Regions from separate parts of the Homo sapiens genome. Here all the other regions are linked to region 1. The links are chromatin loops, found by intact Hi-C in ENCODE. Cell type or tissue: heart left ventricle. All regions are shown on one strand. Each heading gives the region's core, and the rest is flanking DNA. Links, peaks and the distances in the headings are about the cores only.

What was found. Peaks named below come from ENCODE experiments on the same cell type or tissue, not always from the same donor. Only the 100,000 strongest peaks of a DNase experiment are listed, where the experiment ranks them.
Region 2: a loop joins it to region 1, with 2.7 times the contacts of the local background. A loop is called at or near these places in 3 of 110 quality-filtered maps.
Region 3: a loop joins it to region 1, with 7 times the contacts of the local background. A loop is called at or near these places in 67 of 110 quality-filtered maps.
Region 4: a loop joins it to region 1, with 2.9 times the contacts of the local background. A loop is called at or near these places in 66 of 110 quality-filtered maps.
Region 5: a loop joins it to region 1, with 8 times the contacts of the local background. A loop is called at or near these places in 103 of 110 quality-filtered maps.
Region 6: a loop joins it to region 1, with 4 times the contacts of the local background. A loop is called at or near these places in 66 of 110 quality-filtered maps.

Annotation. Positions count from the first base shown.
Region 1 is chr7:330,389-335,297 of GRCh38, forward strand. LOC105375118 (a long non-coding RNA gene) reads right to left here and starts at 2,877. Exons shown (of 3, transcript XR_926965.4): 1 at 2,700-2,877; 2 at 1,659-1,821; 3 at 1-975. RefSeq lists a silencer at 2,348-2,537 and enhancers at 2,797-3,458, 3,459-4,118. In heart left ventricle, for the core only: CTCF peaks have their summits at 2,415 (motif pointing right) and 2,619; DNase peaks (open chromatin) are centred at 2,433 and 3,253; H3K4me3 peaks cover 855 bases; H3K27ac peaks cover 713 bases.
Region 2 is chr7:663,486-668,394 of GRCh38, forward strand. All of the region lies in intron 4 of PRKAR1B (protein kinase cAMP-dependent type I regulatory subunit beta), which reads right to left. Among named protein-coding and RNA genes, the nearest start is that of DNAAF5, 61 kb to the right of the region's middle. In heart left ventricle, for the core only: CTCF peaks have their summits at 846 and 2,660; DNase peaks (open chromatin) are centred at 758 and 2,491; H3K4me3 peaks cover 673 bases; H3K27ac peaks cover 3,237 bases.
Region 3 is chr7:634,707-639,615 of GRCh38, forward strand. All of the region lies in intron 4 of PRKAR1B (protein kinase cAMP-dependent type I regulatory subunit beta), which reads right to left. Among named protein-coding and RNA genes, the nearest start is that of PRKAR1B-AS1, 34 kb to the left of the region's middle. In heart left ventricle, for the core only: a CTCF peak has its summit at 1,936 (motif pointing left); a DNase peak (open chromatin) is centred at 1,943.
Region 4 is chr7:501,097-506,005 of GRCh38, forward strand. It overlaps PDGFA (platelet derived growth factor subunit A), which reads right to left. Exons shown (of 6, transcript NM_033023.5): 5 at 20-146. Among named protein-coding and RNA genes, the nearest start is that of PDGFA, 16 kb to the right of the region's middle. RefSeq lists an enhancer at 2,602-3,379. In heart left ventricle, for the core only: no CTCF peak of the experiment used is centred there; DNase peaks (open chromatin) are centred at 2,725 and 3,785; H3K27ac peaks cover 586 bases.
Region 5 is chr7:772,715-777,623 of GRCh38, forward strand. DNAAF5 (dynein axonemal assembly factor 5) reads left to right here. Exons shown (of 13, transcript NM_017802.4): 10 at 1,334-1,484; 11 at 2,292-2,448. Among named protein-coding and RNA genes, the nearest start is that of PRKAR1B, 48 kb to the left of the region's middle. In heart left ventricle, for the core only: a CTCF peak has its summit at 1,980 (motif pointing left); a DNase peak (open chromatin) is centred at 1,970.
Region 6 is chr7:640,583-645,176 of GRCh38, forward strand. The region is part of intron 4 of PRKAR1B (protein kinase cAMP-dependent type I regulatory subunit beta); the gene reads right to left. Among named protein-coding and RNA genes, the nearest start is that of PRKAR1B-AS1, 40 kb to the left of the region's middle. In heart left ventricle, for the core only: no CTCF peak of the experiment used is centred there; no DNase peak of the experiment used is centred there; H3K27ac peaks cover 353 bases.

The DNA.
Region 1 (4,909 bases), core at 512-4,511:
AGGAGTCCACTTTTGGCTTCCATCAACCAGGTTGGAGAAAACAAATGACCACATGTGTCTCAATGTGTCAGAGAGTTACCAAGGCAGCCAGGACCTGAAGGCCCAAGACATTGTGGGGGAGGGAAACGCGTTGAGGTGACCCGAACTTCTGCACCCTTTGGGGCAACCGCAAACTCATAACTGGCATGAGCAGAGATGCTGAGAAGCTGAGCAGGGAGGTCTGCTGAGAATCCGAGAAGCTCAGAGGAGCTTTCAACACTGTCGTGCCAGCAGGAAGACGAGAATCAGAGTGCAGGACTGCTCACACAGCCAGGGCTTGGAGAGACAAGATCCCGGGGAGAGGAAAGGATCCCAACAGTCCAGGGTGTCTGTTTGCAAGCAGCACAGGGTGAGCGCAGAGGGGCTGAGCAGAGGCTGCTAGGAATCTAAGCAGAACTGCGGGAGCCCTGCAGTGCCGGAGAGGGAAAGACGGGCTCAGACCTGTCATGCCAGAGGATCCCTCGGAAGCACCTGAAGCTTTCATATGGACCCCTGAAGGACAACCTCTCCTCTCAACTCTAGATTTAAATCCAAGAGGTTTCTTGAGCTTGAAGTCCAGCAGGCATCTCAGCCAGGACATGCTCAGAACAAACTCCCCATTGTCCTCCCTGCACTGCCCTTCCCCACTCCCCACTGGGTCAGCGTGGCCTCATCCCTCTAGCTAGTTAGGCGAGACCCTGGGCTCAGCCCAGACTCTCCTTTCCTCTCATCCCCACGCTGAATCTGTCAGCAACTCTTGTTGGCTTCACCTTCAAAACATACCTGGAATCAGACCCCTTCTCCCCACTTCAGCACCATCCTTTGGCCCAAGCAACCATGTCCTCTCCCCCGTCCCCCGGCACTAGTACCCAAGCCACCATTTCCTTCTTTCTGCATTGGTATAATAGCTGTCCGGCTGGTATCTCAACATCCACTTGGTCCCGAGAGACACACCACCTGCAAAAGTAAAATCATTGTGCTGACACTGACAGCAAAGCCCAAAACCCTTAGAGTGACCCACAGGATCCAACCTTAGAGTGACCCACAAGATCCTATATTATATCCTCTCTCAACTGTTTTTAATGAAACTTTTATTTTAGATTTTATGTTTAGATTTTTTTTTTTTTTTGAGACGAAATTTCACTCTTGTCACCCAGGCTGGAGTGCAATGGCTCAATCTAGGCTCACTGCAACCTCCACCTCCTAGGTTCAAGCAATTCTCCTGCCTCAGCCTCCCGAGTAGCTGGGATTACAGGTGCCTGCCACCATGCCCAACTAATTTTTTTTGTATTTTTAGTAGAGACGGGGTTTCACCATCTTGGCCAGGCTGGTCTTGAACTCTTGACCTCAAGTGATCCACCGGATTTTATGTTTAGATTTACAGCAAACTTGTGGAGATAGCACAGACAGTTAGGTCTACCCTGCACCTGGCTTCCTCCATTCCTGGCATCCTACCCGAGGACAGGGCACTCGTCACATTAAGGATGCAATACTGGCACACCAGCATTAACTAAACTAGACCTTTATTTGGATTTCATTACTTTTTCCCCACTGGGTTCCTTGCGATTTCCAAACCTGCCTGTGACTGAACTATTGGTTAATGAAACTATTTATTTTTTAAAAGTATTTCTTAATCCCACCTGGCCCAGGAGTGGACACAAACCCGTGAGTCAGGTTCCGGGACTCACAGGTCCCCATCTGAGACACATGACGTAGAGAGTGCCGGGGAGGTCAGGCCGCTGCCGCTGTGTGTTTCAGGGTTGGGGGCTGCCCTCCGGGGTGCCAGGAGCTCCTGTGTGTACACTGGGCAGGACAGAGGGCGGGTGGTGAGGTGCTGTGCCTGGGAGCTTGTCCAGGCCCGATGGCTTTTCTGCAGGCTGGCTGAGGAGCTAATTATCGAGGCGGCGGACCGAGGGTGTTTGCCTCTTGACCTTTTGTGATGCCGCCTGTCGAAGCACGCTTGGCCTCTTCCCAGGGGAAATGCTATCCGAAGTGCGAAGTTGCCCACCGCTGGGGTAAGGGGAGAGGGCGCCGCAATCACCCAGCCCTGACCTGGAATGATCATTTCCTGGTGTGGTGTGGCCGTCCCGTGGATGCTGACAGCCCCAGGGGCAGGGGTGAGCGGGCTGGGGGCTCTGCCGGCAGGTGCCAGGGCAGGGGTGGGCGGGCTGGGCCCTCCCACCGGGCGCCGGGGTCTCCCTGGTCCACACACCCTCGCCTAGCCTCAGACCGCCAGGGCTGGAACTGTGCAGGCTGCGGACTCCAACAAGAACACCCAGTGGAGGGCCTGGGGAGAGGCTTGGAGGCGCTGAACCCAGTCCCGTGCCCCCACCCCAGGAGAGGGCTCCTTCGTCTCCACGTGGCCTCGGGCCCTGCAGGTCCCCCGAGGGCGCAGCCGCCAGCAGGGGGCGCCTTTCTCTAACCTCCCGGGGAAGCGCAGGTGCCGCCCGCACCTCAGACAGCGCTGCCGCCCGCGCCCGCCCTGCGCCGTTCCGTTTGCTCCGGTGTCCCCCAGCTTGGGAGCGGGGCCCCCCAGCCCTGGTTTGAGGCATGACGTTGGTAGGAAGAGCCCCTTCCGTGGAGCGCGGGGCCCGCCGGGGAGGCGGCCCTGGAGCCCCCTCCTCCCACCCGCCCAGGATTGACAGTCCCTGCCTCGGGCGCCCTCTGACCCCCGCGCTCACCGAGAGAGGACGAGGCCCCAGACAGGTTGGGCCGCGATGCAGGTGGCCCTGGGCTCAGGTCCCAGCACCGGGGTTCCTGCTGAACGAGCTCCGCCCTTGCCCAGGGAGGGGCCGGCGGGGGGGGACCCTGCGGAGGGCATTGTCCTGAGGGCACCACGGCCCGGCCGCCCCGCCCAGCGCCGCCTGCCCTCTGAAAGGCCTTTCATCCCGGAGCCGGCAGCGCCACTGGCCGCATCAAAGAGCGTCTATGGAAAGTCATATTTTTCCCCAAACCAGAAAAGTTCAGGCTGGGAGCACAGACATTCAGCTCATTATTTAGAAATAACAAGTCCTCTGGGCCCTGGTATCAGATCAAAGCTCGGAAATTAAATTCTCCAGAAAAGGGGGCGGCCCGGGATCAGCAGATTTGTGTTTGCTTATTTTTTTTCATTCAGCAGCTAAAAAAAGGGACTCAAAATCTGCCTAGCGGTTTGGAAGTCTGGCCCGCGGTGTGTGAGCGGCGAGGAGAAGCGAGCTCCGGAGGCTTCTGGGCGTGGAGGCTGAAAATATTTGGTTGACATGACAATGGGGACGGCCTGGCAGCTTGTCAAGCGCCGGGTCCAGGAATGTCCTTGTCCCGCCCCACCCCCCCAAGCCAGTTCAGACACAGGCACGCACATGCACGCAGAAACACACACACACACAAACGCGCACACATGCACACATGCACGCAGAAACACACACACACAAACGCGCACACATGCACACATGCACCCACATGCACGCAGAAACACACGCACAAACAAACGCGCACACATGCACACATGCATCCACATGCATGCAGAAACGCACACACAAACGCGCACACATGCACACATGCACCCACATGCACGCAGAAACACACACACAAACGTGCACACATGCACACATGCACACATGCACCCACATGCACGCAGAAACACACAAACGTGCACACATGCACACATGCACCCACATGCACGCAGAAACACACGCACAAACGCACACACATGCACACATGCATCCACATGCACGCAGAAACACGCACAAACAAACGCGCACACATGCACCCACATGCAAGCAGAAACACACGCACACACGCGCACACATGCACACATGCACACATGCACCCACATGCACGCAGAAACACACACACACAAACGCGCACACATGCACCCACATGCATGCAGAAACACACACACACAAACGTGCACACATGCACCTACATGCATGCAGAAACACGCACACACACAAACGTGCACACATGCACACATCCACCCACATGCACGCAGAAACACACACACAAATGTGCACACATGCACACATGTACACATGTACCCACATGCACACAGAAACACACGTGCACACACAAACGTGCACACATGCACACGTGCACCCACATGCATGCAGAGACACACACACAAAAGTGCACACACACACGTGCATCCACATACACACACAAACACATACAAAAGCTCATACATGCACACACAAACATGCACACACAAGCACACACACATATACACAAATGTGCATACATGCACAAAGAAACACACACGCACACGCAAACACATACAAACGTGCACACATGCACACGTCCACCCACATGCACACAGAAACACACATGCAGGCACAGACGCATACACACACACACAAACACGCACATATGCACACATGTACCCACCTGCACACAAACACACACATACATACGTGCACACAAGCACACATGCACCCACATGCACACACACAAATGTGCACGCATGCACACATGTACCCACGTGCACACACAAACATACACACAAAAGCTCATACATGCACACACATGCACACACAAGCACACACATATACACAAATGTGCATACATGCACACAGAAACACACACACAAACACATACAAACGTGCACACATGCACACGTCCACCCACATGCACACAGAAACACACATGCAGGCACAAACGCATACACACACACCCACACACCCACATGCACACAGAAACATGCACACACATAGGCACACATGCACCCACATGTAAGCAAAAACACACATGCAAAACCCATGCACATACACATAAGCACACAGAAACACACACACAAACACATGTGCACACACAAGCACACATGCACCCACGTGCATGCAGAAACACACAGTCATACAAAGCACATGCCTATGCACGTGCACACACGCTCACTCACACAAACACAAACATGCATACA
Region 2 (4,909 bases), core at 318-4,317, 330 kb after region 1:
CTCAGCCTCCCAAAGTGCTGGGATTACAGGCGTGAGCCACCGTGCCCGGCCCATTCACTTTTAAAATACTGGTCCCTACTAGAAAAGAAAAGGCTCTCGGTCAGGAGGGGAGGGGACGGCTGTGTCCCAGGGTCCTGGCCCTACACAGACCGTGGTCAAACCAGGGTGCATGTGGTGGTCTGGGCAGCAGCGGTGGCCCGAAGCAGGTGGCCACAGCTCTCCGTGTGTCAGATCCTCACCTGGAACTTGGGGACAGTGTTACCACGTGCCCTCAGGGCTGCCATCAGGACAGCGAGACAGCACACTCACAGCTCTCAGCCACACACCTGACCCCAAGCAGAACTCAGGGAGCGTGAGTTACAACTGCCTCCCGAATCGGAGTGGCTTCCTCATTCTGCAGGGAGCAGACAGGTGGGCGTGCAGGGCCTGGTCTCAGGAGGGCTGATCTTTCCCACGGAAACCGTGTGACCTGGGCAAGCCCCCCGCTGTCTCTGAGCCTCAGGGTCCCCCCCGACAAGTGGGAACAGGGTCACCAAATTGCTGACAAGATGCTTTGTATTACAAGGAGCCCCATAGGGCCAGGACCAGCTCGACGGTTACATTCCCCTCCATGGAGGGCCCTCCCCACGCAACCTTCCCTTCGCCTGGCCTCTCTCCACAGACCCCCATCCCCAGCCAGCTGGTGAATTCCTCACACCCGCTGGCAGGCGACGGGGCTATTTTTAGTGACCAGGGCTCAAGAATGGAGCCATGCCAGGACCCATGGCGTCCGTCGGAATGTGAAAGCTGGTGCATCCCTCCTTCTGGTCGCTATGTGGTCCCCGACACAGCACAGTGGCCAGTGCTGCACCAGGGCTTAGCCTCAGGCCTGCATGAACACAGCCTCTGCCCTGGCACCCTCCATCTGAAGGACAGCCCCATTCCCTGCCCGGGGCAGTGGGCCTTCCTGCACCTTCTCTGGGCCTCGGGTCCCCATCCACATACTGGGTGCTGGAGGCAGAGGCCACGTGCAGCATCTCAGCCCCCAGGTCTGCAGGGGCTTGTCAGTGACAACAAAACGTGAACTGGCTAGGGGTCAGAAGATGTGGTACCGGAGACCACACACCACCAAATTCCACAAGTTTCAAAATGTTACAGCAGCTGCTGGGTGTGGTGGCTCATGCCTGCAATCCCAACACTATGGGAGGCTGAGGCCAGAGGATCGCTTGAGCCCAGGAGGCTCAAGTCCAGCCTGGGCAACACAGCGAGACTCTGTCTCTACAAAAACTAAAAAAAAAAAATAGCTGGGTGTGGTGGTGCACGCCTGTGGCCCCAGCTAGTCGGGAGGCTGAGGCAGGAGGATCACTTGAGCCCAGGAAGTCGAGGCTGCAGTGAGCCAAGATCGTGCCACTACACTCCAGCCTGAGCAACGGAGCAAGACTGTGTCTCAAAAAAACAAAAACAAAAATCTCAGGGCACCAAACAGCCAGGACCACAGGCAAGATCCACGCAGGCCACGATCACCTGGGGGAAGTGGTAAGAAAGACCTGAGGTTCTTCTCTCCACTCACAAATCAGACAAAGCAAGAGGGCTTGTTGTCACTGTGGTATTAGATAGCGCCAGCCCTGGAGACCCTTTGAAACAGGCTCCACGGAGAGCTGCAACTGCCCCGCAGCTCCAGGCGCAGGCCACGAGACTTGTTATTAGCTGGAAAACGCTAGGCGTGTGGAAAATGACTGTTCTCTTAAAAAGGTTGTTGTCTTTTCCCGGCAGGTTAATGAGCTGTGTGTGCATTCACGGTGGGCAAGTCAGCCCCAAGCAGCCACATCCCAGCCAGGTCAAAGTCCCAGCTTCTACTCCAAGCTGGGTGGCCCGACGCAGCCTGCTTAACCTCTCTCTGCCTCCCCTGCCAAACGGCAGCCTCGGGGGCCACGGGGGAGCTCTAGAAAGACAACATGCCCGAGGCCCATGGCCCAGGGACTGGCCATTGCATACATCATCTGATGCAAGCTTCAAACCCCAGGCTTCAGCCTCCGTTGAATTCAGCTTCTAAAGCCTCCCGGGCTCACGTGGCCCCTGATTTGCTAACCTCAAGGTCTCCTCTGCTGAGATCCAGCTGGGCTTTCTGCAAATGGAAATCAAATTCTTTGCATGTTCAAGCCATTAAGCATCTCCTCGGATGAGGCCCTGCATTTTCCAAAATGCTAATTTTGTTTTTTTAATGTTGCCCGAAAGGGAAGCAGAAAGTCCCAAAGCCCAAGCCAGAATGGGGAGAGGGGGCCGTGAAGGCTCAGAGAAGCCAGGAGACAGCTCCCTTCAGCTGCCCGTGAATTCGGCAGAAGGGCTTGTTTTTCCCATCACCTGAGGATCCGAGCCAGTTTGTGGAAAAACAGACTGCAGAGATACGCGGGTGGGAGGAAGAGAAACAGCGACAGATAACAGACAGCTGCGCAGGCCAGCGGTGCTGCTCAAGCCAGAGGCCTGTTTTAATTAAAGCAGCAGAGAGCTGGAGCCACTGCCAGGAAGGCCGCCTCAAGGGTGAGGTGCCCTCGCCTGTGCCCGTCTGGCAGCTCCAGTAATGAGGTCCCCGCCGGAGGCCCAACGCACAACACAAACACGCACGGTGCCACCCAATTATCACGTTTCTCGGCTCCCAGGAGCTCAGCGATGCTCCCCCTACAGGCGCCCTAATCAGGGAAAGCCGGGAAGGGACCGGGATAGAACCCAAGGGCCTCCACCTCACTCCCCAAGGCCTGGGACACACGCTCCAGGGACAGCCTTCATGGTCCTGGCACATCAGAGAGCTCCGGAACATGCGGGGCTGCTTCCCTGGGACACACGCTCCAGGGACAGCCTTCATGGTCCTGGCACATCAGAGAGCTCCGGAGCACGCGGGGCTGCTTCCTGAGGCTGCTGAGGTCCCTGGCCGAGGCGTAACTGCCCCGGGCACCCCAGGTAGGATGCGGAATCTGCTTCGCTCCAATAGCTGACACAAGGTGAGAAGGCTGCACCTACCACCACCCTGGGGCCTGCCCTGGGAGCTACTCAACTCTGCAGAGGGGCTGTGCAGGTGCCGTCCCAGGGGATAAGGACACCCCACTCCAGCCCCAGCTGGACAATTGCTGTGTGGGTCAGTGCAACAGGCCAAGGCCCCCTCTCACTGGGTCTCAGAGCTCTGTTCAGTACAGTGAGGTGGGGACAAGGTGGCCTCCTAGGGATCTTCCTGCTGACTGTGGGTGCTGGGAGGCCCGGAGCGGCCTATTCACCAACTCAGGCCCAGGGTGGAGCAGAGAATGACTCAAGGCTACCCCAGCCTCTTTCTCAGACCAAGTACTGAGTGGGGCCTGACTGCGGGGTCTGTCTGGATAGCCGGGCCAGCCTCCAAGGGGCAAGGCACCATCCAGAAGAAGTACCTTCATGGACTCCACTGCCACACAGCCAAAGGGCCACAGAAAGATGGTGATGACAATGACCACAACAGTGATGATGATGGCGGTGATGATGATGATGGTGATGATAAAGATGATGATGGCAATGGTGGTGATGAGGATGGTGGTGGTGATGGTGATGATGATAATGATGGTGATGATGACAGTGATGATGGTGATGGTGGGGATGGTGATGATGATGGTGGTGATAACGATGATGATGGCAATGGTGGTGATGAGGATGGTGGTGGTGATGGTGATGATAATGATGGTGATGATGACAGTGATGATGGTGATGGTGGGGATGGTGATGATGGTAATGGTGATGACTATGATGGTGATGATAATGATGGTGGTGATAACAGTACACACATAGATATTCTTGCTTTATATTCTCACAACAACCTCAAAGTAGGTTTTATTATCTTCATTTGACACCTGAGGAAACTGAGGCTCAGAGAATGTTATTACTTATAAATGACATCCACAACTCTCTCCTTCCAAAAGATGTTTTAAACACACCTTAAATTCTGTGGTATCTGAGTGAGATTGTGTGTGCATGACTGTGTGCATAGGCGTGCCTGGGAATAAGACCACTCCAGCCCAACACCTGTGTGATGGGAACTCCTGGTCCTGTCTCACCCCTGAGCTGTCTCCCTGCAGCTGCAGTTCACTACAGGACAGTATGGACCCCGCTCACTGGCAATGCCTAAATCACCCATTCTCAATCTTCCTTCACCATGCAGGCAGGGTAGCGGCAGGTGCAGGTGATGTGTCCTTACAGGGGAGGGAGCACAGGCTTAGGTGCCCAAGAACTCGAGCTCAAACCCTAGCTCTGCTCCTGAGGAGTTGTGGGGCCTTGGACAAGGACAGGGAAGGAAACTGAGGCTGTGAGGTTGACACTATGCCTCTCACAGATCCTGTGCAAAGGCCCAGGGAAACCCTTCGATCAAGGCCAACTAGCAATACCACCATCCTAGAAGGACAGGCAGGCGGTCTGGGGGAGTTGCAGCCTCCCTCACAACCACGTTGCACTATCTTCCTTTAAATCAAAGGTCTTAAACATAATTTCTACCCTTCTCCAAGCTTACGTATCTCTCGCACAACCTTATGTATCTCCCACACTGTTACGGATCGACAAGAGCAAAGTCACACAGCCTGTGATGATGGGGATATCTGTCTTGAACCTGAACTTGTACGGAGGGGTCATTAGGCCAGCAGGTGTGCAAACCCTGCAGGTGGATGCATCTGCAAAGGATTCTCTGCCGCACTCTTCCTAAGCGGGGAAGCAGAGAGAAGAAGAGCAGGCAGCCTCAAAGTCAGGGGTGTGCCAGACGCCCTGTAAACTTGGAAGGAATTTGGCTTTGCTCGCCAAACCACAGCTGAGCAGAGGCAAAGCTATGAAGCTCAGCTTCTAGTAAACTGGAAAAAGCAAACTATCTGGATGCTGCACAGGGGAGACATCACGTGAAAGGTCCAGAGACAATCCCTCCCCTGCCCAC
Region 3 (4,909 bases), core at 369-4,368, 300 kb after region 1:
TTGGCTCACTGCAACCCCTGCCTTCAGGGTTCCAGTGATTCCCCTGCCTCAGCCTCCCGAGTAGCTGGGATTACAGGCACCCGCCACCATGTCTGGCTAATTTTTGTGTTTTTAGTAGAGTCGGGGTTTCACCACGTTGGCCAGGCTGGTTTCGAACTCCTGACCTCAAGCGATCCGCCCACCTCAGCCTCCCAAAGTGCTGGGATCACAGGTGTGAGCCACCGCACCCAGCCTGCAACTTACTCTCAAATGATCCAAATAATAAAAAGAGTAAAAATAACAGTATGCGAATGTAGAACACAGAACTGATGAAGCAAATGCAGCACAAATACGTCCCAAAATGCTGAGTGGCAAAGGGTACACAGGGCTTCATGATACTCTCCTTGCAACGTTTCTGTGTGAACTATTTTCAAGGTAAAATTTAAAACAATAAATAAAATTAGGAGATTTCACCAAAAAACCGGACTTCCAGCTTCTCTGGAAAAATCAAGATCTGACACCCTGGGACCCACATTCCACAGGCTGGAAACCAGCTGAGCAGGGGTCCCTGTGGGCCCCAAGGCCCAGCCCTCCCCTGGCAGCTTCCACATCTCAGGACCAGACTGGCCCTGAATGTTCCGGATCTGGGCCAGATGTCATGTTCGCGCCCAGGCAGACTGTGGCATCGCTGCTCTGAAAACAGGGGTCAGAGCAGCAGGCCTGGGCCACAGAGCCTCAGAAGGATCGGAGTGGACGGCAACCTGCCTGCACCCCCCTGGGGCTCAGGGAGCGTCCCCAACACTGACTCCACAGTCCTCTCCTGGCAGACGCACAGCTGGGACCCGAGGGCCCCTTGGCAGCCCTAGGCCTCTCCCCAGGGCACTGGAACCCAGGCCTGGAGCCCGGAAGGCTCGGGACTCCTCCGCTGCCTCCCAGGCCCTCCCAGACTATCCTGTGAACAGCTTAGGAAAAAGGGCTTCTCCCTCCATGATGGCTGCAGGACGGTCTTTGAGCAGGGGAGAGAAGGCACAGCGAGGGAGACGGGGAAGCCTCAGGTTTTCTGGAGCTCAGTGCAAAGGTAAGGAGGTGAATGAGCTTTGGAGGCAGGAGTTGGTCCAAATCACAGCTCCGACACTTACTAGCTGGATGATTTCAGCAGGCCACTTAATCGCCAGGCCTCAGTTTCCCCATCTGTGAAACAGAGCTACGGACAGCAGGTTCACGAAGCATTGTAAAAGTACCAGCACCGCGCCCACACATCCTCCACCGGCCGCGCCCTCACGTCCTCCACCGGCCGCGCCCTCACGTCCTCCACCGGCCGCGCCCTCACGTCCTCCACCGGCCGCGCCCACACGTCCTCCACCGGCCGCGCCCACACGTCCTCCACCGGCCGCGCCCTCACGTCCTCCACCGGCCGCGCCCTCACGTCCTCCACCGGCCGCGCCCACACGTCCTCCACCGGCCGCGCCCTCACGTCCTCCACCGGCCGCGCCCACACGTCCTCCACCGGCCGCGCCCTCACGTCCTCCACCGGCCGCGCCCACACGTCCTCCACCGGCCGCGCCCTCACGTCCTCCACCGGCCGCGCCCTCACGTCCTCCACCGGCCGCGCCCTCACGTCCTCCACCGGCCGCGCCCACACGTCCTCCACCGGCCGCGCCCACACGTCCTCCACCGGCCGCGCCCACACGTCCTCCACCGGCCGCGCCCTCACGTCCTCCACCGGCCGCGCCCACACGTCCTCCACCGGCCGCGCCCTCACGTCCTCCACCGGACTGTGCCCACTGTGCCCACCGGATGCTGGGGCTCCTTCACCAGGGGTGGGGGGTTTCCTGCCAGCCCTGCCAATGAGGGCTGGTCCTGGGGCCCCTCCTGCCCCACCCAGAATGGTCCTTTCTGACAGCCAATGCTCTGCCTCTCTCAACTGCTGGAACACAGTGACCCCAGGTGGCCAGCACCTCCCCAGCCCGTGGCCACTGTGAGGACAGCAGCTCAGACAGAAGCATTTCCACCCTCACAGAGGCTGTGCTGTAGAAGCCTGCTGGGGAGGGGGCCGGCGGGACCTGACGGGTCGGGTCCATCTCTCTGTCTCTGCACCTGCACGCCCCTCCCTCCTGGGTGAGGAATGGGTATCACACGCCAAACTCCCTGCTATCAAGAGCAGCTCCCAGGTGTCTGCAACTTCCTCAACAACTGTGACCCCGCAAACCACGGCGAGTGGGAAAGAACGGCCGTGAGGGAAGGGGCCAGGTGCTGAAGGTGGGGGGTGGGGAGTGCCGGGACAGGCCAAGCTCCAGGACCAGTCAGAAACCTTGAAGGAGGTGAGGTGTGGTGGTTCACACCTAATCCCAGCACTTTGGGAGGCTAAGGCGGGTGGACGGTTTGAGCTCAGGACTTTGAGACCAGCCTGGGCCACACCGCGAAACCCCATCTCTACAAAAACATACAAAAATTAGCCGGGCGTGGTGGTGCACACCTGTAGTCCCGGCTCCTCGGGAGGCTGAGGTGGGAGGATCGCTTGAGCTTCGGAGGCAGAGGTCTAGCCTACATGGTGAAATCCCGTCTCTAACTAAAAATACAAAAATTAGCTGGGCATGGTGGCGCACCTGTAATCCCAGCTACTTGGGAGGCTGAGGCGGGAGAATCGCTTGAACCAGGGAGGTGGAGATTGCAATGAGCCGAGATTGCGCCACTGCACTCCAGCCTGGGTGAAGGAGTAAGACTCTGTCTCAAAAAAACAAACAAACAAATCATGTTTATTAAAATGCTTTATACAGTCTTTAAACCTAAGGAAAAAATAAAATGTTCATTTCCTGATATTTGTAAATCTTCAGTGCACCTTTAAAAGAATCAAGAGCAAATAATGGGCCGGGTGCGGTGGCTCACGCCTGTGATCCCAGCACTTTGGGAGGCCGAGGTGGGTGGATCACCTGAGGTCAGGAGATCGAGACCAGCCTGGCCAACATAGTGAAACTCCGTCTCTACTAAAAATACAAAAAATTAGCCGGGTGTGGTGGCAGGTGCCTGTAATCCCAGCTACTGAGGAGGCTGAGGCAGCAGAATCGCTTGAACCTGAGGTGGAGGTTGCAGTGAGCCGAGATCGCACCACTGCACTCCAGCCTGGGGGACAAGAGAGAGACTCCATCTAAAAAAATAAATAAATAAATAAATAACAGGGAAGATGGGGGCTAAAACAGGCAGCACAGAGCTTGTGTTGGACAATGAGAACCCTGCATGGGGGGCAGCTCCGTGTGGACGCCCAGATTGTCTTCTGCAGCCTCTGAAGTGCATGACATAGAGGAGTGTGTCCTCTTCCTATGGTGCCCCGTGTTCTCATCCTGCCCCGCCGGCGGAGAAGACGCGGGGCAGGACCCTGTGCCCACCTAGCTGGCAAGCACCAGCGTTGTCTGTGTGCCTGGCCCAGGCCCGCGTGGGCACCCAGCAGGCACTTAATAAACACCTTGGAATGAGCCTGGGACTGAAAGCCTAAAATATCTTTAGAAACCCCTGTGAGCTCCTCGACTTGGCACATTTTAATTTGAATTTCAGCCCCATGCCCGGATAAACAGGGCAACGAATGTTTAGCTGTGGAATTGCTTTTCCCCTAAACAGGTCCCGGAGGCATCCTACTGAAGTTGGTGGTGAACACACCTCACATAATTAAAAACCAGTCTGGAGAGCTCCCCCAGCTCCCTTCACTGGGGCTGACAGATCGTCCCCCGGGGGCCTCGGGACAGGTGAAGTCGGCTCAGCAACTCCTCTGTGCACTCAGCCACCTGCCTCTCCCCGAGGGTCTCTCCTAGACACATCACGGGGCACAGGGCTCTCTCCTCGCCAGGCTCAGACATTCTTGCCTACTGGCGACCCTTCCTCAATGCCAGCCAGCCCTGCTAAGAACATTGTCTTCCTCGTAATGACATTGAAAGGAATGAAATGCAGGGGAAACATTTACGAGAAGACGGGCAGGACTTCGAAATACTGCTGAGAAGTTAAAGATCTAAATACAATCTTTATTGAGAAGATTCAATATTGACAAGATGACACCAAACTGATCTATCAATTCAACACACACTCTTACAACTGCTAAGCTGACCCTAAAATTCACATGCGGCCGGGCGCGGGGGCTCACGCCTGTAGTCCCAGCACTTTGGGAGGCTGAAGCGGGCGGATCACTTGAGGTCAGGAGTTCGAGACCATCCTGGCCAACATGGTGAAACCCCCGTCTCTATTACAAATACAAAAATTATCCAGATGTGGTGGTGGGCACCTGTAATCCCAGCTACTCGGGAGACTGAGGTAGGAGAATCGCTTGAGCCTGGGAGGTGAAGGTTGTGTTGAGCCAAAATCGCGCCACTGTACTCCAGCCTGGGTGACAGAGCGAGACTCTGTCTCAAAAAGATAAATAAAAATTTTAAAAAATGAAATTCATACAGAAATGTAAGGGCACTTGGAAATAGCCGAGACAGTTTTGAAAAGGAACGGAGTAGGGGGACTTTGACTACCTGATCTGAAAACCTACTACAAAACCACTGTAATCAAGACGGTGGTGGTATTAGTAAAACGGATTTGTACTGAGAGGCCAGAAATCCACCCTTACATTTGTGGTCAACTGATTTCCAACCAGGGTGCCAAGGCAAGTCAATGGGGAAAGAAAGAGTGCTTTCAACAAATCGTGCTGGGACAACTGGATACCCACTAAGAACAATGAACTTGGACACTTACTCACTCCTCACACAGAAAGTAACTCAAAATGGATGACAGTCCTAAATGTAAGAGCTGAAACTATAAAAGAAGACAAAATCAGAGAAAATCTTCATTAATGTGGGTGAAGCAAAGAGATTTTAGATGTAACCGCAAAAGCATAATTGAAAAAAGATAAAACTGCCAGGCATACTGGCTCACGCCTGTAATCCCAGCACTTTGAGAGGCC
Region 4 (4,909 bases), core at 668-4,667, 170 kb after region 1:
GACGAAGGCAGCCACTCACCCGTGTCCTCTTCCCGATAATCCGGATTCAGGCTTGTGGTCGCGCAGGCGCACTCCAAATGCTCCTCTAACCTCACCTGGACTTCTTTTAATTTTGGCTTCTTCCTGACGTATTCCACCTTGGCCACCTGCCAGAGAGAACAGAGCCCGGCCATGAATGCCTGCATGGAGCTTCGGACATCACGACGTGCTGGGAGCCGGGGACAGGCTGAGAGGGAGGAGAGAGCAGCCTGACCCCTGACCTCCTCCCAGAAACACTACCTTGTGGTGGGGAGTGTAGCAGTACCAGGTGAAAAACCTACAAGCTGCAGTGCAGTTTTGTGTGTGTGTGTTTTAGTTTTTTCTGAGTAGGGTCTCACCCTGTCACCTAGGCCAATCATAGCCTCTGCAGCCTCAAGCTCTTGGGCTCAAGTGATCCTTCCACCTCAGCCTCCCACCTGTAAGCACAGGCCACCATGCCCAGCTAATTTTAAATATTTTTTTTGTGTGGAAGAGATGAGATCTCGCTATGTTGCCGAGGTTGATGTTGAACTCCTGGACTCAAGTGATCCTCCTGCCTCAGCCTCCCAAAGTGCTGGAACTTCAAGTGAGAGCCGCCGCGCCTGGTGTTGGAGCATGGTATTTAGCAGACTCATCCTATTTTTGTTTAAAATAAACCCAAAGGTTCACGTGTGCCTGGGGGGGCTGAAGGATGCACACTGCTAAGGTGTGGAAGTTTGGGAGTTCTGGGGTGCAGGTGGCCAGGGAAAGTGTTTGCTTGTGTGTGGATGTGCAGCTGGGAAATGTTTTCAAATGATCACGTTGTTTTTAAATACATTTTAAAAGCCAGGCTGAGCATGGTGGCTCACGCCTGTAATCCCAGCACTTTGGAAGGCCAAGGCGGGAGGATCACTTAACTCCAGGGGTTCAAGACCAGCCTGGGCAACATAGTAAGACCCTGCCTCTAAAAACAATTTAAAAATTAGCAAGCCATGGTGGCACCTGTAGTCCCAGCCTACTTGGGAGGCTGAGGTAGGAGGATCGCTTGAGCCCAGGAGTTTGAGGCTGCAGTGAGCTGGTATCACACCACTGCACTCCAGCCTGGGCAATACACCAAGACCCTGTCTCTATTAATATTAAAAAAAAATTTAAAGCCATGGCCTAGGAATGGGGGGTTCGTGGCTGTATCCTAGCCCAAGGTTGCTGTGGACTTGAGCGTCCAGATGATAATCCCAGCTGCTGGCCTGATGAGGGCCCCACCTCCCCGCCGGCCCCAGGCAGCAGGGCCAGCAGACCCATACCCAGGGTCCCCTCATGGCTCCCCCAGGTCCGAGGCTCTCCTTGGGCTCGGAGAGGCCTGACCTCGGAAACCAGGGCCAGGGATCCTGGGCCATCACCGAGGCTACACAAGATGATCCAGGAGGAGCACAGGCCAGCAGGCCGTGGCTATCAGGCACAGGCAGCTCAAAAGCGAACCAGACCTCAGCTGGGTTCCCCTCTTCGGACTGGACTTTGCCTGTCTGCGAGCCACGCCTGCCCTCAATTCTCCAGGCACAAAACCACAACATGGGGGTCCTGCCTCCACAGCCCCTTCCCCGGGGAGCTGCAGGCAGACAATGGCCCAGTCCAGGCCAGAGAGGGGAGCTTCAGGCATTCAACAAGAGAGGCAAGAAATCACACACACACACACACACACACACACACACACACACACACATAATGCACATATAGGCCCTGTCACGGGAACACAACTCCACCCCACACACACACCTGTATAATGCACACACATACCCTGTCATGGGGAGGCAACTCCACCCCCCACCAGTCATGCATGTGTAATGTACACAGGGGCCCCATCGTGGGAATCTTACTACACACACAGAGTGCAAGCACGCACACGCCTGGCATCAACAGACCCCTAATACACAGCCAGGGACTGCATGAGTAGAGTATTGGCTCTCCCAGCCCAAACCCCAGCACTCATTTCATCCTCCCAACCATGCTACAAGGAGGCAAGACTGGCACCTCCATTTACAGAACAAACTGAGGCGCAGGCAAGCTCTAACTAAGCCTGTCCCTAATTGCTAGGCTGTCCCACCTGCCCCCTGGAGCACACACCAGGGAATAGCCACCACCTTCCTGCCCTCCCAGGCCCTGGGGAGCTGAGCACCCAGCAGGCGCTCCATCTGTGCCCACGGAACCAGCCCTGCCGCATGCAGGGTCTAAATGCAAGAACAGCCACTATGGATCACCCACTTCACCCCTCACGGTTCATGGGGAAACTGAGGCTAGAAAGGAAACGGAGGCCGGGTCACCCCCTGAGCACAGGGGCGTGGGGGAATGCACGCTGCTGGGTGAATGAGGAGACCTCAGCCCAAGGCCAGATGCCCCCAGCCCAGTGGCCCTGCCTCCCAGGCAGTCAGGAGGGTGAAGGAGGGAGGAGGGGAATGTTTCCCAACCTTCTTGGGGGGAAGGGGGGACTCCAGACTCTGGAGACTGGGCATCAGCAGGGCCCCCAGGGAGAAGGTCAGCTCTGCACCCTGGGACCAGGCAGGCTCCGAAGGTAAGCCGGTCCCTAAGGCGCTGGGGACCAGGCTTGTCCGAGGCTGAGTTAATGGTTAACCCACAGTGCAAAGGGTGCCTGCAGGCGTGTGAAGTGGTCTGGGCTGCCTGGGGCGTGAGCAGACAGCCAAGTATGAGCTCAACAGTTGCAGGGCGTGGGGCGCCTGGGGTCAGGAGCCAGCTCAGAAACAGGACCTGGCCTGGGAGGTTTCGCTACGTCACAAAGCGTGAGAGAAAGCGGCCAGGACACTGCCGCTTCCTACATGGGGCTCCGTTCCACTCGGGAGGCCTCAGATCAGCCTCCACACTCCCGCGGCAATCTGCCCCTTTCCCCAGGACAGAATCCTCCAGAGAGAGGCCTCCGCAGGCCGTGCACACACTTCCACCTCCCATCTGTAAAACGGAGACCAATCACACCCACCCAGGAGTTGAGGAATAAATGAGGCTGCACATGCAGAAGGCCCCAGAAACGAGGACAAAGCCAGCCTTCAAGAGTGGGCTGCCACTGGCGTGGATTCTAATCCAGAGCCCCAAAACCAACCCACCCCCTGGTCCCCAAGCTCAGCACAGTACCACCACCCACCCACCACAGGCAGAGAGTGGGTCTAGAGCCACCCTCCTGTTGAGGGCCTGGGGTCGGAGAGGCCCGGCCCGAGGATGAACTGCAGCAAAGCCCCAAGAGGAGCAGCAGGGCCACCTGGGACCTCAGCCACCCCCAGCCCTGCAAGCATGTCCTCAGCCCTCCCTGAGTCAAGAACTGCCCAGGTAGTAAGTAACTAGGGATCCCAGTGCGCAAAACCAGGCCCAGCCCCCTCCTGCCTCAGCAGGGACCGAGTTCCTTCCTCCCCTCCCCTGGAGGCCCTGGACACAGGTCCCAGCAGGAGGAACAGCACCAGCCTCACACCCTGCCATCTCCCAGGCTCGAAGCACCCATACTCTGCTGCTCCCACCCACCCCCAGCCTCTGCAGGGGTGGCCAAGTGAGGCATGGGGCAGGTGGGCTCTGAAATCTGGGTTCGTGGGGATGGGCTCGGGCAGGGCGCCCTGTTCTGCTCCCGGCCCTGACCCTCCGGATGGCACAGCCTCTTTGGTCAACAAGCAGCCTCACCTAGTTCCCTCGGCAGGGCAGATACCAGGGCCTGGCTCGGCAGAGACCGCAGGCCCGTCTGGCCAGACACCAGACGCCCAGGCGAGGGGCAGGCTCGCTCTCAACCACTCGAGATGGCCGGCCACCGCGGGCGCGTGGGCTCCCAGGACACAACAGAAATGCCACCCCTCTGGGCACCGTGCGAAAGGCACATGGCACGGCCGCTCGTCTGGGAACCCACTGCCTCCTCAGACAAGCCCGTTTTTATCAAACAAAAACAAACAGCGATGATTGCACCTGTTTCTGAGTATGCCAGGATTCCGGGCCGTTCCGCCACCTCTGTCTGGCCAGGAAATAGCTACATTTTTCTCCCAAGAACACAAAATGAATATTGGATTCTCACAAAAACCTCCTCCATAAAAGAAGGCCAAGTCCAAAGAACAGACTACAATGTCCTCAGGACCCCCACGGGGGGTACCCCGGCCCCCAGGCCCCAAGCCGAAGCCCAAGTGATGGGGGGGGTCCCCATGTCCCTCCCCTTTTTCCGTCCCAGAGATGTGGGCTGCACCTTATCACACCAGACATTCCGATTCCCCACGGCTGAGTTCATCTGCGTCGTAAGCCGCCCCACCTCAACACTCCCGGCGCGAACTCACCCAAGACTACAACCCAGGGATGCCGTCACCCCTCTAGACCTGGGATGCCGAGTCCCTACTGCTACAAAGCCCAGAAGCTGCAGAGACCCCCTGAGGAGGGCTTGGGACAGCCACTCCCTGCGGGGGACCCCACCCCAACTCCAGGTTACGGCCTGACCCTTTCAAGGCTCCAAGACAGAGTATTAGCCATGAAAGACACCTGACTGGACCGCACGTGCCCGTCACTGTAACCCTCACAGCTACCCTGTGAGGACACCATCGTGGTCCATTCTAGAGATGAGAACACACAGCACAGACAAGGGAAGCCCCTTGCCCAGAGTCACACAGCGTTGAATCTCCATCCCTAGCCTGCACTCCTTCTCACCTCTTTCACGGAAAGAAAGCCTAGAGTCCAGAGCCCTGGCCCCACCGCCCCACAGCCCCACCTGGGTGTCTCTCGACAGAGACTTGGAATGTCACTCAATCCAGATGCTGACTTGGGTCATGAGGACCCCAGCTGGGTGCGGTGGCTCACGCCTGTAATCCCAGCACTTTGGGAGGTCGAGGCGGGCAGATCACCTGAGGTCAGGAGTTCAAGACCAGCCTGACCAATATGGCGAAACCTCATC
Region 5 (4,909 bases), core at 301-4,300, 440 kb after region 1:
GCAAGTGCCTGTGATCCCAGCTACTCAGGAGGCTGAGGCAGGAGAATCACTTGAACCTGGGAGGCAGAGGTTGCAGTGAGCGGAGATTGCGCCATTTCACTCCAGCCTGGGCAGCAAGAGCGAGACTTTGTCTCAAAAAAAAGGAACGTGCCTCATTCAGTGGTTCGATGGTGGTTCTGATCAATGCCCAGAAGTTCTGATGGAGCTTCTGTCAGACACAGGCTGAGTATCCTTCACCCCAAAATTAAAAAAAAAAAAAAAAAAATTTAAAAAAACCTAAGCACTCCTAGGTGGCGCCCGTGTGGCACGCCTGGCCCACACTTGGACCCCACACCCTGAAGGCCAGGACTTCCAGGCCATTTCATGTGGTGACCATGGAGCAGGCGCTGGGTTCGTTCATTCCAGAGAGCCCTCTTGCAAGTCACGGTGCCGAAAATGGCAGCTCTGCTTAAAAACGAACCCACGCCAGAAACCTCGCGGAATGCGTGTAAATCACACCACACCAACGTCACTTTCCACATCTGCTCATCTACCTGGCTGGTCCCAACATGGCCCCTGCCAGGAGCAAGCCGGTGGCGCCTCCAGAAGAGGAAGGGACGCTGTGCAGGCTTCACGGACGCTGGAGGGCTGCGGGCTGTGGAGCTGGTCTTGGAGACCAGAGCCACCTTTGAAACATACCGTGGTGTTGGGATGTCACTAATGAGTGTGTCATTTTGCTTTGAGTTTGTCTTGGTGGCACTTTGACCTGACTGGTCACCATCAGGACGAAGTCGCCGACAGGGTGGGAACTGCCCGTCTCTCTGAGCTGTGGCCCTTGGGTCCCCGGACCGCGCCTGTGGCCCTCCCATCCCGCCTCTGTGAAGCCGCAGCGACTGTCCTTGCTGGACAGAGGGTTCTGTGGCTGGAGAGACTTGGCCTTTTTCTGGGGGAGGGATGCAGATGGGAAAGGGGCTCACTGGGTGCTGCCGACACCACCGCACCTGCCCTAGCCCAGGCGTCACTCAGGCCTCCTTTTGAAGCTAGGAGCGGCGAGGGGCTGAAAGTGCACCCTCGGCCCAGGGCCTCTGGCTCGCCTCTGGAGAACAGGACCTACGCGGGCCGCAGGAGAGGCCAGGGGCACAGGCACCCCTGTCTCCCCGGTAGGGTTGGGCCTGGAGGAACCTCCCAATTCGCACTGAGAAGCAGCTCCTGAGAGGAGGAGGGGCCTCGTGTTTTGGGGTCGAGTTCGTTTTCCTGTTTGGCTCCCCCCTCAGCCCCATTCATCCCTAGTCTGAAACGTTTCTTCCGAGCACCTGTCCGGTCTCCTCATCCACCCTCTCCGTTCCGGTTCCAGGCAGTTTCCCAGCTACCTCGAGACGGTGACAAAGGACATCCTGGCCCCCAATCTGCAGTGGCATGCGGGGAGGACAGCCGCGGCCATCCGCACGGCTGCCGTGTCCTGCCTCTGGGCGCTCACCAGCAGCGAGGTCCTGTCGGCAGAGCAGGTACGGGGCTCCCTGCGTGCTCGGTGGACACCGGCCGGGGACTGCGCAGGCTTCCTGGCGCCCGGCAGAGCTCCCGCAGCAGGAACTTGGGCAGGCAGCAGCTGCACCTCCACCTGGGGCCCGTACCCCAAGAGGCTCTCCCCACACTGGCGGCGGAAGGGCAGGAGCCGGCGGCCGGGCTGCGGTTCAGACAGCAGGCGGGAGAGCGGGAGCCAGGCCGCGGGCCCAGCCAGCCCGGTCGTGCTGCGGGTTTTGCAGCCGCTCATGAGCGTGCGGTTTCTCGGTTTCCGGCCCAATGCTGGCTGCAAGACCAGGAGTCGAATCCCAGGATCCAGGCCAGAGGACGGGCCTGGGCTTTCCGCATCGTTTCTATGAACACCTCCGGCTGGTACCAGGTGTCAGAAAACAGACACTGATGCCCGCCCGCGTCCTGGTCGCCGCCCGGCGGGAAGGCGCTGCCCTGGGCGCCCGTGCAGCATCAGCGCCACCTCCTGGTGCACGCGGGGTGGTGCGGTCGGTGCTCCAGCCGAAAGCCCCACGTCCTTGGGGCCCAGGCGAGCCATTACCCTGGTTTAGGGTTAGTGCCTCACCTAGGAGTTGTGAACAGTGTGCGTATTTTCTAAAAATCAAGTAAGCAAGTTAAAAATTGCTCAAAATCTAAATTTTACAATGAAGATTCAAGCCTACTTTTTAGGTAAAGCTTTCAAGCCCCCTAAGTCCTTCCAGGCAGGAGTGCACGGATGGTGAGCACCCCCACCCCACCCCAGGACAGATGTGAGTCACGTCGTATGTGTTTGCTGATTGCAGATACGGGACGTGCAGGAAACACTGATGCCCCAGGTCCTGACCACCCTGGAGGAGGATTCGAAGATGACGCGACTGATCTCATGCCGTATTATCAACACGTTCTTAAAAACCTCGGGCGGCATGACGGATCCAGAGAAACTCATCAGGATTTATCCTGGTAGGACATTTCTGTTGTTCACAGCCTGTGTATATGCAGTCAGCCCTCCGTGTCCCTGGGTTCCGTTTGCATCCATGGAGTCACCCAAACTCAGATCAAAACTATCTCGGGCTGGGTGTGGTGGTTCACACCTTTAATTCCAGCACTTTAGGCAGGAGGGTTGCTTGAGCCCAGGAATTTGAGACCAGCCTGGGCAACATAGCCATACCCCGATCTCAACAAAAAATTTAAAAATTAGCCAGGGCTGGTGGCACACACCTGTAGTCCCAGCTACTCAGGAAGCTGAGGCAGGAGGATCGCTTGAGCCCAGCCTGGGCAACAGACCAAAACCTTGTCTTTAAAAGTAGGGGTGTGTGTGTGTGTGTGTGTGTGTGTGTATGGCTACATATATACATGTTTGTGCATTTATACATACAAATACAAATTTGTACTTACATTTGCATATATAAATATGTATGTATTGGGGGGCAGAATTCCACAGTTCCAAAAAGCAAAGCTTGAATTTGTTGGGCACCAAGTACAACGTTGAACCCGCATGAAGAAAGCATCATGTACACATTGCATTCGGCCTTAAAACAACATTGGACCCTCGTGAAGGAAGCGTCGTGTGGACGTTGCGTTCTGCCTTAAAACAACGTTGAACCCACGTGAAGGAAGCGTCGTGTGGATGTTACATTTAGCGTTAAACGTAATCTAGAGACAGTTTAAGGTGTGCCGGAAGATGTGTGTGGGTCATGTGCAAATACTATGCCTTTTTTTATCAGAGACTTGAGCATTTGAGGATTTTGGTATCCTAGAGGAGGAGGATTCCTGGAACCAAACCCCACAGATACCAAGGGACGACTGTATTTAAGTTTGATGGTGGCTTGTTTTATAGAAAAAAAGCAGAAAACGTGGCCGGGCACGGTGGCTCACGCCTGTAATCCCAGCACTTTGGGAGGCTGAGGCAGGTGGATCACAAAGTCAAGAGATAGAAACCATCCTGGCCAAAATGGTGACCCTGTCTCTACTAAAAATAAAAAAATTAGCTGGACATGGTGGTGCGCGCCTGTAGTTCCAGCTACTCAGGAGGCTGAGGCAAGAGAATCGCTTCAACTCAGGAGGTGGAGGTTGCAGTGAGCCAAGATCGCACCATTGCACTCCAGCCTGGGTGACAGAGCCAGACTCCATCTCAAAAAAAAAAGAAAATAGAAAATGCTCATCTTTGACTTCTGTTCAAGTTGGTACTATGAGAACAAACAGCAATGACAGATGAAATACCACAAATTAAACGGCACAGCAAGAAGCAAGGCAGAGGTCTCCAAACCAGCACTGGGTGGGGGTGACAAGGCTCAGCTTCCACGCGGCCGGGAAGGGGGACCTCAGGGTGGGGCGGCTGGAGCTGCCTGTGGGGAGACGGGGCCGGGCCACCCTGCAGCAGGACCAGGGGCACAGCCTCAGTGTCGCCGCCTCCTGGAGCCCAAACCCCAGACCAACCCCAGGTGAGAGCAAGCACTGGGGAGGGGAATGGGGTGGTTGGCTTGAAGCCCCCGAAAAGCAGCAGCACTGAACAGAGTCATGAATTCAGAGAGCCCCTCACTCAGGGCAGCCTGCACACAAACCCCTCAGGACAGGGCCCCCGCCACCCAGGCCATGGGCCAGTACCTGTCCGGGTCCTGTTAGGAACCAGACTGCACAGCAGGAGGTGAGAGGTGGGCAAGCGAAACTTCATCTGTGTTTACGGCTGCTCCCCATCTTTTGCATTACCACCTGAGCTCTGCCTCCTGTCAGATCGGCAACGGCATTAGATTCTCATAGGAGCACAAATCCTATTGTGAACTGTGCACGCGAGGGATCCAAGCTGACGCTCCTTATGAAACTAATGCCTGATGATCCGTCACTGTCTCCCATCGTCCCCACATGGGACCGTCTAGTTGCAGGAAAACAAGCTCAGGCCCCCACTGATTCTACAGGATGATGAGTTGTAGAATTATCTCATTATATGTTACAATGTAGTCATAGAAATAACGTGTACAATAAACGTAACGCACGTGACTCATCCTGAAACCATCTCACCCCCTGGTCCATGGAAAATTGTCTTCCATGAAACCAGCCCCTGGTGCCAAAAAGGTTGGGGACTGCTACCTCAGAACACCGAAGACCCGGCGCTAAGGGCAGCCTCGCACCCAGCCCGGGAAGGAAGTGCCGATAATAGAACCACCTCAAAGTTACCTTTATTGAGGCGTGTTTAAGATCCTCAAAAAGCTAAAAGAACAACATCCACTAAAAAACAAGTTGAGAAACAAGAAGACAAGCAGGAATAAAGAACAGATGGAAACGGAAGCGATCGCTGGGAAGTCCGGAGTGACACGGAATGGTGTGCTGGCACTACTTTGAGGAAAGGAGTTACCCAGCGAGGGAGAAAGGGGATGGGGTGGGCGGGAAGCGGCCACTCAGGCGTTCCTGATTAGCTCTACTTAAT
Region 6 (4,594 bases), core at 1-4,000, 310 kb after region 1:
TGAAACCCCATCTCTACTAAAAATACAAAAATTAGCCGGGTGTGGTGGCAGCTGCCTGTAATCCCAGCTACTCGAGAGGCTGAGGCAGGGGAATCACCTGAACCCAGAAGGTGGAGGTTGCAGTGAGCAGAGATCCCACCATTGCACTCCAGCCTGGGCAACAAGAGCAAAACTCTGTCTCAAACACACACACACACACACACACACACACACACACACACACACAGACACAAATGAAATACCACTTTGCATCCACTAGAATGACTACAATAAAAGACAGACAATACCAAATGCCAGCAAGGATGTGGAGAAATGAGAACCCTCATACGTTGCTGGTGGAAATGCAAAATGGTGCAGCCACTTTGGAAAAGAGACAATTCTTTTTTTTTTGTTTTGAGTCTCACTCTGTCGCCCAGGCTGGAGTGCAGTGGTGCCATCTGGCTCCCTGCAAGCTCCGCCTCCCGGGTTCACGCCATTCTCCTGCCTCTGCCTTCCGAGTAGCTGGGACTACAGGTGCCCGCCACCACGCCCGGCTAATTTTTTGTATTTTTAGTAGAGACGGCGTTTCACCGTGTTGGCCAGGATGGTCTCCATCTCCCGACCTCATGATCCGCCCGCCTCGGCCTCCCAAAGTTCTGGGATTACAGGCGTGAGCCACCGCGCCCGGCCGGAAAAGAGAATTCTTTAAAGGCCGGGAAAAGACCCAGCAATTCCACTCCTAGGAATCTACTCCAGAGAAGTGAAAACGTACGTTCACACAGACACGCATAAGGCTGTTCACGCCGTATTGTTCATAATAGCTCCAAACAGAAAACAACACAAATGATGCCGCATTGTTCATAATAGCTCCGAACAGCAAACAACCCAGATGACGCCGTATTGTTCATAATAGCTCCAAAGCGAAAACAACCCAAATGGTGCCGTATTGTTCATAATAGCTCCAAACTGAAAACAACCCAGATGACGCCGTATTGTTCATAATAGCTCCAAACTGACAACAACCCACAGGTCCATGGCAGGGAGCGGGCGGTGATCAAATTACAGTAGATCCATACAATGGGATATTGTCAAGAAAGTACATAAATGTGCTAAAATATGGATGAACCTCAAAAAACACCCTGAGTGAAAGAAGCCAGACACAAAAGACCACGTATTGAACGACTCTATTTATGTGTTTATTTACTTATTATCACTGTGTTATTTTTAGTCACGTATTGAATGACTCCATTTATTTATGTATTTATTTACTTTTATTATCACTATTTTTTATTTATTTTTAGAGTCACATATTGAATGACTCCATTTATTTATGTATGTATTTACTTTTGTCACTTTTTTTGAGACAGGGTCTCACTCTGTCACCCAGATTAGGGCACAGTGGCACAATCCAGCTCACTGCAGCCTCAACCTCCCGGGTTCAAGGGATCCGCCCTCCTCCCTCCTCCCCAAGTGGCTGGGACTCCAGGCACGCACCACCACACCCAGCTATTTTTTGTAGAGATCGGGTCTTGCTATGTTGGCTAGGCTGGTCTTGAACTCCTGAGCTCAAGCGATCCACCCACCTCAGCCTCCCAAAATGTTAGGATGACAGGCATGAGCCACCGCACCCACCCGACTCCGTTTATTTCAAATGTCCAGAAAATGCAGGCAGATTCATGGTGGACGGGGGTGGAAGTGAGGATTAACCATAAACAGGCACAAGGGAACTTTCTGGGATGATGGAAACGCTCTAAAATTGGATCATGATGATGGTGGCATAATTCTGTAAATTCGTTCAAAGTCACTGAATAGGCTACTTACAGTGGGTGAATTTTATCATATATGAATTCTACCTCTGTAAAGCTGTTTAAGAAACAAACTCGGCCGGGCGCGGTGGCTCACGCCTGTAATCCCAGCACTTTGGGGGGCCGAGGCGGGCGGATCACGAGGTCAGGAGATCGAGACCATCCCGGCTAAAACGGTGAAACCCCGTCTCTACTAAAAATACAAAAAATTAGCCGGGCGTAGTGGCGGGCGCCTGTAGTCCCAGCTACTTGGGAGGCTGAGGCAGGAGAATGGCGTGAACCCGGGAGGCGGAGCTTGCAGTGAGCCAGTGAGCCGAGATCCCGCCACTGCACTCCAGCCTGGGCGACAGAGCGAGACTCCGTCTCAAAAAAAAAAAAAAAAAGAAAGAAACAAACTCTGCCCCCTGCCGCAAGACCCCAGTCAACCCCATTTCCTAAAAACTAGCTGGTTTATCAGGCAGCACACTCGGTTCACCACAGCAGGGCGTGGAGGGGGCAGTGAGACCGTGGGTCGCAGTCATCTGTCCTGGGTTCAAATCCCCGTCCCGCCACCTTGTCTTGAGCAGTGATTTTGCCACTCTGAGCCTCAGTTTCCCCTTCTGTAAAGGATGGATGGTGCTAACCCCGCACTTCACTGGGATGTGGAGTAGTACCTGGAATTCTGTGTACGGCAGAGCCTGGCACATAGCCGGTATTCCATCAAGTGCTGAGCACATTGGCCGTTGGTATGAATGCTATAATTACCTTGAAAATAATCAGACTCTGCCATTGCAAAAGAGAAAGACAACAGTCTTTAATTTTAAACTTCCTGATACTATATTCAGTCACTCTTTCATGCCATCTTCAAACTGCATTGGCATGACAATTTACATTTACAATTTTGGATGAGAAATACCGCAAGATTTACTCACACCTTCCACCTCCCAGGACACACTTTAAAACCATGAGCTTAGGCAGCGCGAGGCACGGGGAATCCCTAAAGGAATAAGACCTGGACCCTGCGTCCTTCAGGGAGGAAAGCGTGAGAACAACTGGACGATCCTTCGCAGCTCACTCATAAAAAGTCATAGCTTTGGACAGGCACAGTGGCTCATGCCTGTAATCCCAGCACTTTGGGAGGCCGAGGCAGGCAGATCACCAGAGGTTGGGAGTTCGAGACCAGTCTGACCAACATGAAGAAACCCAGTCTCTAATAAAAATACAAAATTAGCTGGGCATGGTGGCGCAGGCCTGTAATCCCAGCTACTCGGGAGGCTGAGGCAGGAGAATCACTTGAACTGGGGAGGTGGAGGTTGCAGTGAGCCAAGATTGCGCCACTGCACTCCAGCCTGGGCGACAGAGCGAGACTCCATCTTGAAAAAAAAAAAAGTCGCAGCTTCCTGGAATACCAGCTATTAAAGCCCAGAGCTGCCAGGCAGGAGGTCTGTCAGCTGAGGCGGCCATGTTGTGAGGGAGCTCAAGCCCCCGTGAGGCCTTACACAGATGCACAGGGTTCAGGGTGCCCAGTGGCACCTCCATATTATCCAACCCCCAGCCACTCCCGTCGCCCCAAGTCACACCAGCCTTTCCAGCTGAGGTCCCAGACATCGCGGGGCAGGGACAAGCCATCCACACTGTGCCATTCGAATTCCCACCCACAAACCCGTGAGCATGATGAAATGCCGGCTGCCCAGTGCTACGAAGCTAGGGGCGGCTGCTACACGGCCCACTACACTAAGCCCTAAGTCTTCATCTTGCAGACAAACAGAGGTGCTAAGTCACGGGCCACATGCACCCCCTCCTGTGCCCTCACCTACACAGGCAGGCAGCACAGGGCACCGACAGGCGGGATGTTCAACCTGCGTCAGGATGAACCCTCATATTATAGAATGACTCCCCTGTTCAAGGCATCGTTGAAATGTCCGTGATGCTCTTAAAATCCTGCTGGAATCACTCACTCCCGGCTCCTGCTCCACCCCACACTGTGAGGAGCTGGAGGTACACAATGAGGTGGGGAAACTGAGGCGCGCACATTCGGAACGGGGTTTTGCTCCTCCTTGGGTGTGCAGAGGCTGAGGGGGGTCTCCACGGGAAGCCCTCTCTGCCTGCAGGCTCTTGCATCAGGAGGGAAGCCCCACTCGGACGCCATCCCGGGGTCCAGCATCCCTCCGAGGGCCCACCCTCCACTCCCCGCTGCCAGGGAGCCCTCCCAGCACTGAGGGGGCACCAGTCTGGCCATGCGAGTGCCCACAACTGGAAGGAAGCAATGCAGGGCCGTTCTCAGCCTCAGCAGCTGAGCGTCCACCCCCAGGCCTCCGGACAGGGAGACTTTCAACCCACCAGGGCCTGGGTGGCTGGACCACAGCCCAGCAAAGGGCAAACCCCAGCTCTCCCTCCCAGAGGGCAGGCACCAGGGCCAGACCCTTCCCCCAGACACCTCCCATAGCCTTCCAGGGAAGCGGGCCCCAAAGAGGCTGGACCGGGCAGTGCCGTCGGCCAAAGGGTCCCGTGTGCTGCAGAGCTGAGTCCTGGGCCTGCTCAGAGGCCGCCCAGGCCACCCCGTCTCACGATGGGGAGATGTGAGACCCTGAAAAGGTGACCCAAGACAAGCCTCTTCTCCGCAATGAGCCGTCTCTTCAGCCTCTATAAATAAGGCGCAGTGTGGACGAGTGAGGGCAAAGGGCCCCGTGATTCACTGCAGATCCCTGATTTAGAAATCCGGAAGAGAAATCTGGCAGGGATGCCTCCTCCACCACATCCTCCCCTCACACCCCTCGCGGAGGCCAGAGAGGGCAGCACCCACCCAAGGTCACTCGGCAGGCAGCAGGCAC